Regions from separate parts of the Homo sapiens genome. Here region 1 is linked to region 2. The links are chromatin loops, found by intact Hi-C in ENCODE. Cell type or tissue: breast epithelium. All regions are shown on one strand.

Region 1 (4,000 bases), 330 kb after region 2:
TGAACTCTTGACCTGTACTGTACCTCCTGCCAGGGTCCCGGGAGGAGGTGTGCAGCTTTGAGGCTGCTCAGCAGTTTTTGGGCTGAAGAGTTTCTGCTCTGCCATTCTGGAGCTAGACCAGGCTTTGCCTTTCCCTTCCTAGGTTGTACAATGCTTCCCTCTAAAATCAAAGTTATCTGGCCTTAGGCATTTAAAATACATCCCCCTGCTCAAAAAAGAGAAGATGAAGTTTGCTGTTCTTAATTTTAGGCACTGCATGTCTTAAAAGTGAAATCTTTTCATAGACAAGCACTCAACAAAGGGAATAATAACAGGTGAGGGAGGCAGAGCTGATCATCAATCATAAAGCTGCAGTGTCTGGAAAAGTGGAGGTCATGCATTATTTGTAAGATGTCATCACATTACGATCATCTCTGAAGCCTGTCAACTCCAGAGAAATAAATGCTAGCTGCACCTGGCCTTTACTCCTTGTGTGTACGTGTGTTTAAATCACAAGTGACTAAATGAGATTTGTTTTTCTTCTTAACGTCACTGCAGAAGTACAAGCTCAAGTTTGGTCTTGCCACAGTCAAAGAAAAGGAAGTGGATTTATCACAATTTTTTAAAAAGGTGTTCTATGGCAAAAAGCACAGGACAGCAGGGAGTTCACCCCAAAATGTGTAAGAGCACCCTTCACCAACTCATAAAAATGGTCACTGCATTGGCAGAACTTACGTTAGGAAGATGAAAAGCATGAGTAATGTTCTTGTCAAAAAGGGAAGTTCTGGACTATTCCATACAAACAGGCAATAGAAAGAGGCTGGAGCCGTGCTGATCAGCCTCATGAATAAACATTTGTGAGGTCAGGCCCAGTGTGGAGACAGACAGGTCCTTTCTTTGTGAACTGGAGTTGACACATCCAGCCCCATGGCTCATCCCAAGAAAGAATGGAAGCGCCCAGAAAACTGAGATGAAGCAGATATGTCCCATAGGTCACCTCTGACCCACCTCGGTGACGATGACCGAGAGGCACACAGGGAACCGTGTGTCATGTGGGCAGACAGGCCCATGATCTGCTACCCTGGGTCAGGCTTTTACATCTTGTGCAACACTCCTGGATGAGGGGCCTACAATATATTGGGGCCTTTTTACAGTTACACACAAAAATAGCTTTTTTTTTTTTTGAGTTGGCCTAATGTACTTCCAGTAGGAATCCCTTGTATGTCCATAGGCCTCAATCCATCATTTGAGAATTTAAAGTCTTGAAAATCTCATGCATCCTTTTCCCCCTGTAATTTTTGTCCTTGTCATATTTTCCTGTTTTCAGATTATTGCTGTCTTTTTAAAATGCTGGTAACATTTCTATGTTTAAGAGAATAAAAAGCAGATGACTTATAATTCATTTTGTGCAGTTTAGTTGGTCTTGTACTCCCAAACCTTCTCTTCTTCCATAGGAAATCAATCTGGTGTTCAAGAACCTGCTTGATTCATAGTCTAACTCAAACTTTAGTCAAATCCAGTGAATCAGGCTCCAAAGCAGGTTTAGCAATGTGGAAAAGGCTGCATTTTTATTTAACTTTTCAGAAAAATTAGTTAGTGAGTTCCCAGGGCACTGCGCCTACTTTATCCATCTTTGTGTTACTCATAGGGCCTAGCTGAGATCCTTGCCTACAATAGGAGGTCAGTGGTGTCTATTAAATGTGTTGAATAAGGTAGACAAAGAAAAGGAGATAAGTTAAGAAGCAAATATAAAGAAGGTTAAAAACAGAAATCCAACACAATGTTTTTAAAGGTGGGTCCTCATGACTCCCTCTCGTCCCATGCTCTGTGGGGGCTGGGGGCTGGCTGCAGGGTAGGGGGAGCCTGACACTCCTACCACAGACTCCACTTCCTGTTTCTGACTACCTGGGCTGGGTGCAGGGTGCTGGGAAGGAGGGCAAGGCTTAGGGGTTGGGAGTCAGATAAAGCAGGACTAAGGAGTTGTGTGAATACAGGAAGAGCCCTCTGATCACAAGTCAGCTTCAGGGCATCAGCCTTTGGAAGGTGATGATGACATTGCCAGGTGGAAGCAACCTTGCACCAGGGCACACACCTTGCCTGAGGAGGCTGGGCGGGCTTTGAGCCCATGTGTCTACTCTGAAGGGCTTCTTTATATAGTGTTCAATGGCACAATCATGTGTGACAGACCGTCTAGGCCTCATGTTAGAATGTGTCCAATAACAAAGGATGGAAGTTGGAGGGAAGTCAGGCAGTTATGGCAGTCAACACCAACCGCTCACGCAGAGGACCCTGCTCAGCTAAACAGGTTGCTTCGAGTGTCACTTAATGAGCAAGTTCACCCAAAAGAGCCCTCACAGGGAGCTACACCTGAGCCTGCTGAGCCAGTATTCTGTCTTCTAAAGTACCAAGTGGTCCTAAGTTCAGAGACTGGAAGCAGGTACCCAAGACCCTTAGTTCTACTGGGACACAGAGCTCTCACCCCATGTGGGTCAAGTGGGTGCAGTGTGAAATGTGAGTTTTTCCTCCTTTACTGAAGGGCTAGATGGTTTTCCAGCAGCATTTCTTCAGGTCGAGAACCTACTGACTCCCCACCAAACAGGCATTGTTGACTTCCCTGGAGAGTGGGTATTAAGTAGGAAGGCAGCCCAGGTGCGGTGGCTCACACCTATAATCCTAGCACTTTGAGAGGCCAAGGTGAGCGGATCACCTGAGGTCAGGAGTTCGAGACCAACCTGGCCAACATGGTGAAACCCCATCTCTATTAAAAAATACAAAAATTAGCTGGGCGTGGTACCACATGCCTGTAATCCCAGCTACTACTCCGAAGGCTGAGGCAGGAGAATCACTCGAACCCAGGAGGCAGAGTCTGCAGTCAGCCGAGATCACGCCACTGCACTGCAGCCTGGGTGACAAAAGCCAAGATTGAGACTCCATTTCAAAAAAGTACGAAGGCAGTGGGGTTGATGCATTGCAAGGACAAGATTCTGAGGAGAGGACTCTTCTAGCAGCGAAATGTCCTGCTCATATGCTGACCCATGCCTTCAGCCTTACACACAAGACAACTTGTCCAGGAAGCCCAAGGGATTCTAATGATAATTCATCTTGTAGCAACTCCCTGAGGGCTCCTCTGAACTGTGCCTGCAGCGCAGTGGATCTAGATGCTGAGTGGAAAGGCACTCCACTTAGGGATATACTGACTGCCCAGTGGCTGCCACCCTAACTCAGCCATTTGTATTTAGAGCTTGCTCTTAGCTCTTGGCTATTGCTGAGCCATTTGGCACAGACATATTGACAGACACTTCTATTAGCTGTTTAAAGTGACACATGTACTCACCACTGGCTATTTGACAGGGGAGAAGCAAATATGGCATGTGGAAGTGGAAACACTCTCAGATCAAATTTAAATCTACAGTATTTACTGAGCAAGTACTCCTATTTTGGGAATTTGGAGAAATTCTGGGTTTTTGAGCTTTAACTAAAAGCCGTAGGAAGGAGAGAAGTTAGCACCCCTGCACCCCCCCACCCCAGGCCCCATTCTTCCATCTCTATTGTGCCTGTCACACCTTTGGGGTGTGGACACTGCATGGCTCCTGCTGGGCAGTTGCACTCACATCTATCCATATAACCTAGACTTGGGACTTTTCAAATAAACATGTCAGAGGAGGCTAAACTCTATTAATAGTGGAAGACAACTTATTTCTTTGAACATAGGGCTGTGAGCTATTAATCAAGATGAAGAATCTCATATTCTTTTTTTAAAAAAGCTGTGATTGAGACTACAACACACTCCATAATCAATGTCTTTGTCTGGAGTAGAGCTCTAAGTATTCTCTTTTTTTTTAGTATTTTATTTTATTTTTCCATAAGTTATTGGGGTACAGGTGGTATTTGATTACATGAGTAAGTTCTTTAGTGGTGATCTGTGAGATCCTGGTGCACCCATCACTCGAGCAGTATACACTGCACTGTATTAGTTGTCTTTTATCCCTCGCCCCACTCCCACTCTTTCCCCCAAGTCCCC
Region 2 (4,000 bases):
TATCAGAATCATAAATGTATATATATATATACATTTCTTTAAAAAATAGAGTCTCACCATGTTGGTCAAGCCAAGCTGGTTAGAACTCCTGGGCTCAAGTGTTCCCCTCCCAGCTCAGCCTCCCAAAATGCTGGGATTACAGGCGTGAGCTACCACATCCAGCCACAAGTGTCTTTTAATTGCTTTATTTATTTATTTCTTTATTCATTTATTTATATTTATTAAGATGGAGTCTCTGATTGTCACCCAGGCTGGAGTGCAGTGGCGCGATCTCAGCTCACTGCAGCCTCCTCCTCCCTGGTTCAAGTGATTCTCCTCCCTCAGCCTCCTGAGTGGCTGGAATTACAGGCACCGTGCCCCCACGCCCAGCTAATTTTTGTATTTTTAGTAGAGACGGGGTTTTGCTATGTTGGCCAGGCCGGTCTTGAACTCCTGATCTCGGGTGATCCACCCACCTCAGCCTCCCAAAGGGCTGGTAATACAGGCGTGAGCAACTGCACCTGGCCTATATGTACTCTTTTCAATAGCCATTTAAAATATCTTTGTGAGGCCGGTTGTGGTGGCTCACACCTGTAATCCCAGCACTTTGGGTTTGGGAGGCTGAGGCGTGTGGATCACCTGATCTCAGGAGTTCAAGACCAGCCTGACCAACATGGTGAAACCCTGACTCTCCTAAAAATACAAAAATTAGCTGGGCGTGGTGGTGCACACCCGTAACCCCAGCTGCTCCAGAGGCTGAAGCAGAAGAACGGCTTGAACCTCGGAGGCAGAGGTTGCAGTGAGCCTGAGATCATGGCACTGCATTCCAGCCTGGGTGAAAGAAGGAGACTCTGTCTCAAAAAAAATAAAATATCTTTTTGAGTTTACTATCCTAAAGTTAAAATTTTGGGTTTCCTTAAATATTTCTGTCACTATAGGGCCCCTTAAGCATGTTAGTAGGTATATTAAGAATGTTTCGCTGATTCATTAATGGAAGTCTAAATGAAACTTTAAAAGTTTGAGACTCCAATAGAATGTATCTTCTTAATGTTAGTACTAAATGTGTTTTTGATCAGTCTAAAAAGTGTTCAATTTCATTAGAGATGGATAATGTTTTTTATTATTCTTATTCAGATAGTTTTGGGCTTGAAGTCTGGTAACTGTTCTTGCTTTGTCTCCAACGTTGTAGTTTAAAATCAATCTTTTTACTCTGGCTTACTTTCAATGTCTCTTTTGCCAAGTAGATTTAACTTTAGGGTTACTGTGAACAGGATTTAAACAGATGATAAATCTATTCAAATATATTTGTAAGTTGTATGCCTGGACTAAGAATCTTTGTATCTTGAAATGTATATCTCCCCTGACTCCCTGAACACCCGCACTCTAGAGCTTGAGTTATGGCCAACAAAATAAAATTTTTTTTAAATATTCTTTTTTCATGTTATTTTTATTTCTTTTTGTTTTTTATTTTTATATTTTCTTTTTCTTTTTTTTAATATGTTACAGTCTGAATATGTTCATAGTGACTTTTCTGTTTGTTTGGTTGGTTTTTTTTACAGAGATACAGTCTCACTCTATTCCCTTTGTTGGAGGGCTGTGGCACGATCATAGCTCACTTCAACCAAGAGCTCCTAGGCTCAAGCTATCCTCTCGCCTCAGCCTCCCAGTTACCTGGGACTACAGATGCGCGCCACCACGTTCGGCTATTTATTTTTTGGAGAGACGGTGTCTCATTATGTTGCCCAGGCTGGTCTTGAACTCCTGGTCTCAAGTGATCCTCCTGCCTTGGCATCCCAAAGCTCTGGGATTACAGACATGAGCCATTACACCTGGCCAGAATAAAATTATTAAAGGGACATACTATTTATTTAATAAAATAAGTAAACTATAAGTAAGAAGGAAAATAAAGCATATGAATGATCAGGATCATTGCGGGTGGAGGGCTCAATTTTAAACAGTATGAGCCAGGATACTATCGGATACTCCCTCTCTGTCCACACAGAATGTAGCAAGGGATATGGAGAAATACTCCCTTTCTCCAGAAGCATCAGAGAAAAAGTGTTACTTACAAAAATGAATCCAGCAACACATTTCTAACCGGACTGTTGCTGAATTTTACTGCATGCTTTGTCTTAAAAAGGTTTTGTCTCCATTGGCTTAGTCCTTATACTGGCTTCAACGTGTCCCTTCTTTATGACTCCTTGACACTTTTCACCAGCTTTGAAGCCTCACAAGTGATTTTTACAGGCCCAATTAAGGACAGAGTTTACGATGTTTGCTTGCTCTTGAGAGAGTGGCTGGACCGACCCAGTGAATGCACAGGAGTTAGGCAAGGTGCCCTTCAAAACTGCTGAGTAGAGAAATCCTCCCACGGCCCCTCGGGGAATTCAAGCTACAACTGGCCCATTGTGTTTCCTCAGGCTGCGGATTGCTTTACTGGAGGGAGTAGCTGACTGTGAGTGGCTTTGGGAGCCCTTCATAACAATGGCTGGAGGAGAGCTGCAGCAGCTGTGTGTGCGAGAAACACGAATGCCCGGATGCCAGCGGCAGCCTGGGCTCCTGGGCCTCCTGGGCCACCTGGGCCCTAGTTTTATTCAGAGCTACACAACTGTTTGTGAAGCGCATTGTAAACAAACATAGACGGGGTGAGACATCCTCTTTATCCTGAATAAATCAAGAATTCCCAGGCCGGGCGCTGTGGCTCATGCCTGTAATCCCAGTACTTTGGGAGGAGGCGGGCGGATCACGAGGTCAGTAGATCGAGACCATCCTGGCTAACACGGTGAAACCCCGTCTCTACTAAAAATACAAAAAAAATTGCCGGGCGTAGTGGAGGGTGCCTGTAGTCCCAGCTACTCGGGAGGCTGAGGCAGGAGAATGGCGTGAACCCGGGAGGCGGAGCTTGCAGTGAGCTGAGATCGCGCCACTGCACTCCAGCCTGGGCGACAGAGCGAGACTCTGTCTCAAAAAAAAAAAAAAAAAAAATTCCCTCACTTGGGGTTTATAGGAGACTGTTCTCCAAACCACACCAGACTTTTAGAAGCAACTACCTCTACAGATACCGGGGTGAACCAGTAAGGCCCTTCATTTAACTAGACAGAAACTGAGTGAACAGTGGGTAAACAAAATATTCAACCAAATTCTTTGCTAAATCCAGTCCACCTTGGTTTTATTAATGTCTTTACTTGGAAAAAAAAAAAAAAAAAGCCATCCAAAAGCAATCCCTCAGTCTAGAAAATTGCCAGATGTGATTAAAGAGATTGGCTGGCTTCTAGGGATTTTCCACTTGTGGTTTTTTCCTATTATCTAAGAGCAAACAGATATTACTATTAATTTAAAATAGTTTAGCTGATAATGATATCAACCGATACAGGAAAATTATAGAGAGTTTAGGTACTTAGGTGTGAACTCAGGTGGCAACACCTACTCTCATTGGCCCCCGTCCTTTTAGGGGGAAGAGCTGACTCTCTTAAAAAGCCAAGAGAGCTTGAAGTTGCCTTCTGTAATTTCCAAACAGGCATTTTTTTTTTTTAATTATAGAGAACTGACTTTGCTTACTTGACGCCTCAATAACTTTCAATTTCGAGAGAGTCAGCCCAGTTTTCTAGTGAAATTACTTGGATAGGTCAATAGATTATAAAAAGGGAGGCCAGGTGAGGTGGAGGCCGAGGCAGGTGGATCATTTGAGGCCAGGTGTTAAAGACCAGGCTGGCCAACATGGTGAAACCCCGTTTCTACTGAAAACACAAAAATTAGCCACCATGGTGGCGTCCACCTGTAATCCCAGCTACTAGGGAGGCTGAGGCAGGAGAATCCCTTGAACCCAGGAGCCGGAGGTGGCAGTGAGCCAAGATCGTGCCACTGCACTCCAGCCTGGATGAAAGAGTGAGACTCTGTCTCAAAAAAAAAAAAAAAGAGAGAGAGAAAGTAAGAGACCTGCATGCCTATGCCTCTCCCAGAGGGTGCATGCTAGCAGGTTAGTTACGGCATGAGTGTAATTTAGGAGAAGGCTCCTGGAAGC

The links. Peaks named below come from ENCODE experiments on the same cell type or tissue, not always from the same donor. Only the 100,000 strongest peaks of a DNase experiment are listed, where the experiment ranks them.
Region 1: a loop joins it to region 2, with 4 times the contacts of the local background. A loop is called at or near these places in 1 of 110 quality-filtered maps.

The regions. Positions count from the first base shown.
Region 1 is chr6:134,593,199-134,597,198 of GRCh38, forward strand. No RefSeq gene overlaps it. Among named protein-coding and RNA genes, the nearest start is that of LINC03002, 55 kb to the left of the region's middle. In breast epithelium, no CTCF peak of the experiment used is centred here; no DNase peak of the experiment used is centred here.
Region 2 is chr6:134,265,779-134,269,778 of GRCh38, forward strand. The region is part of intron 1 of SGK1 (serum/glucocorticoid regulated kinase 1); the gene reads right to left. Among named protein-coding and RNA genes, the nearest start is that of SGK1, 50 kb to the right of the region's middle. In breast epithelium, no CTCF peak of the experiment used is centred here; a DNase peak (open chromatin) is centred at 2,387; H3K27ac peaks cover 628 bases.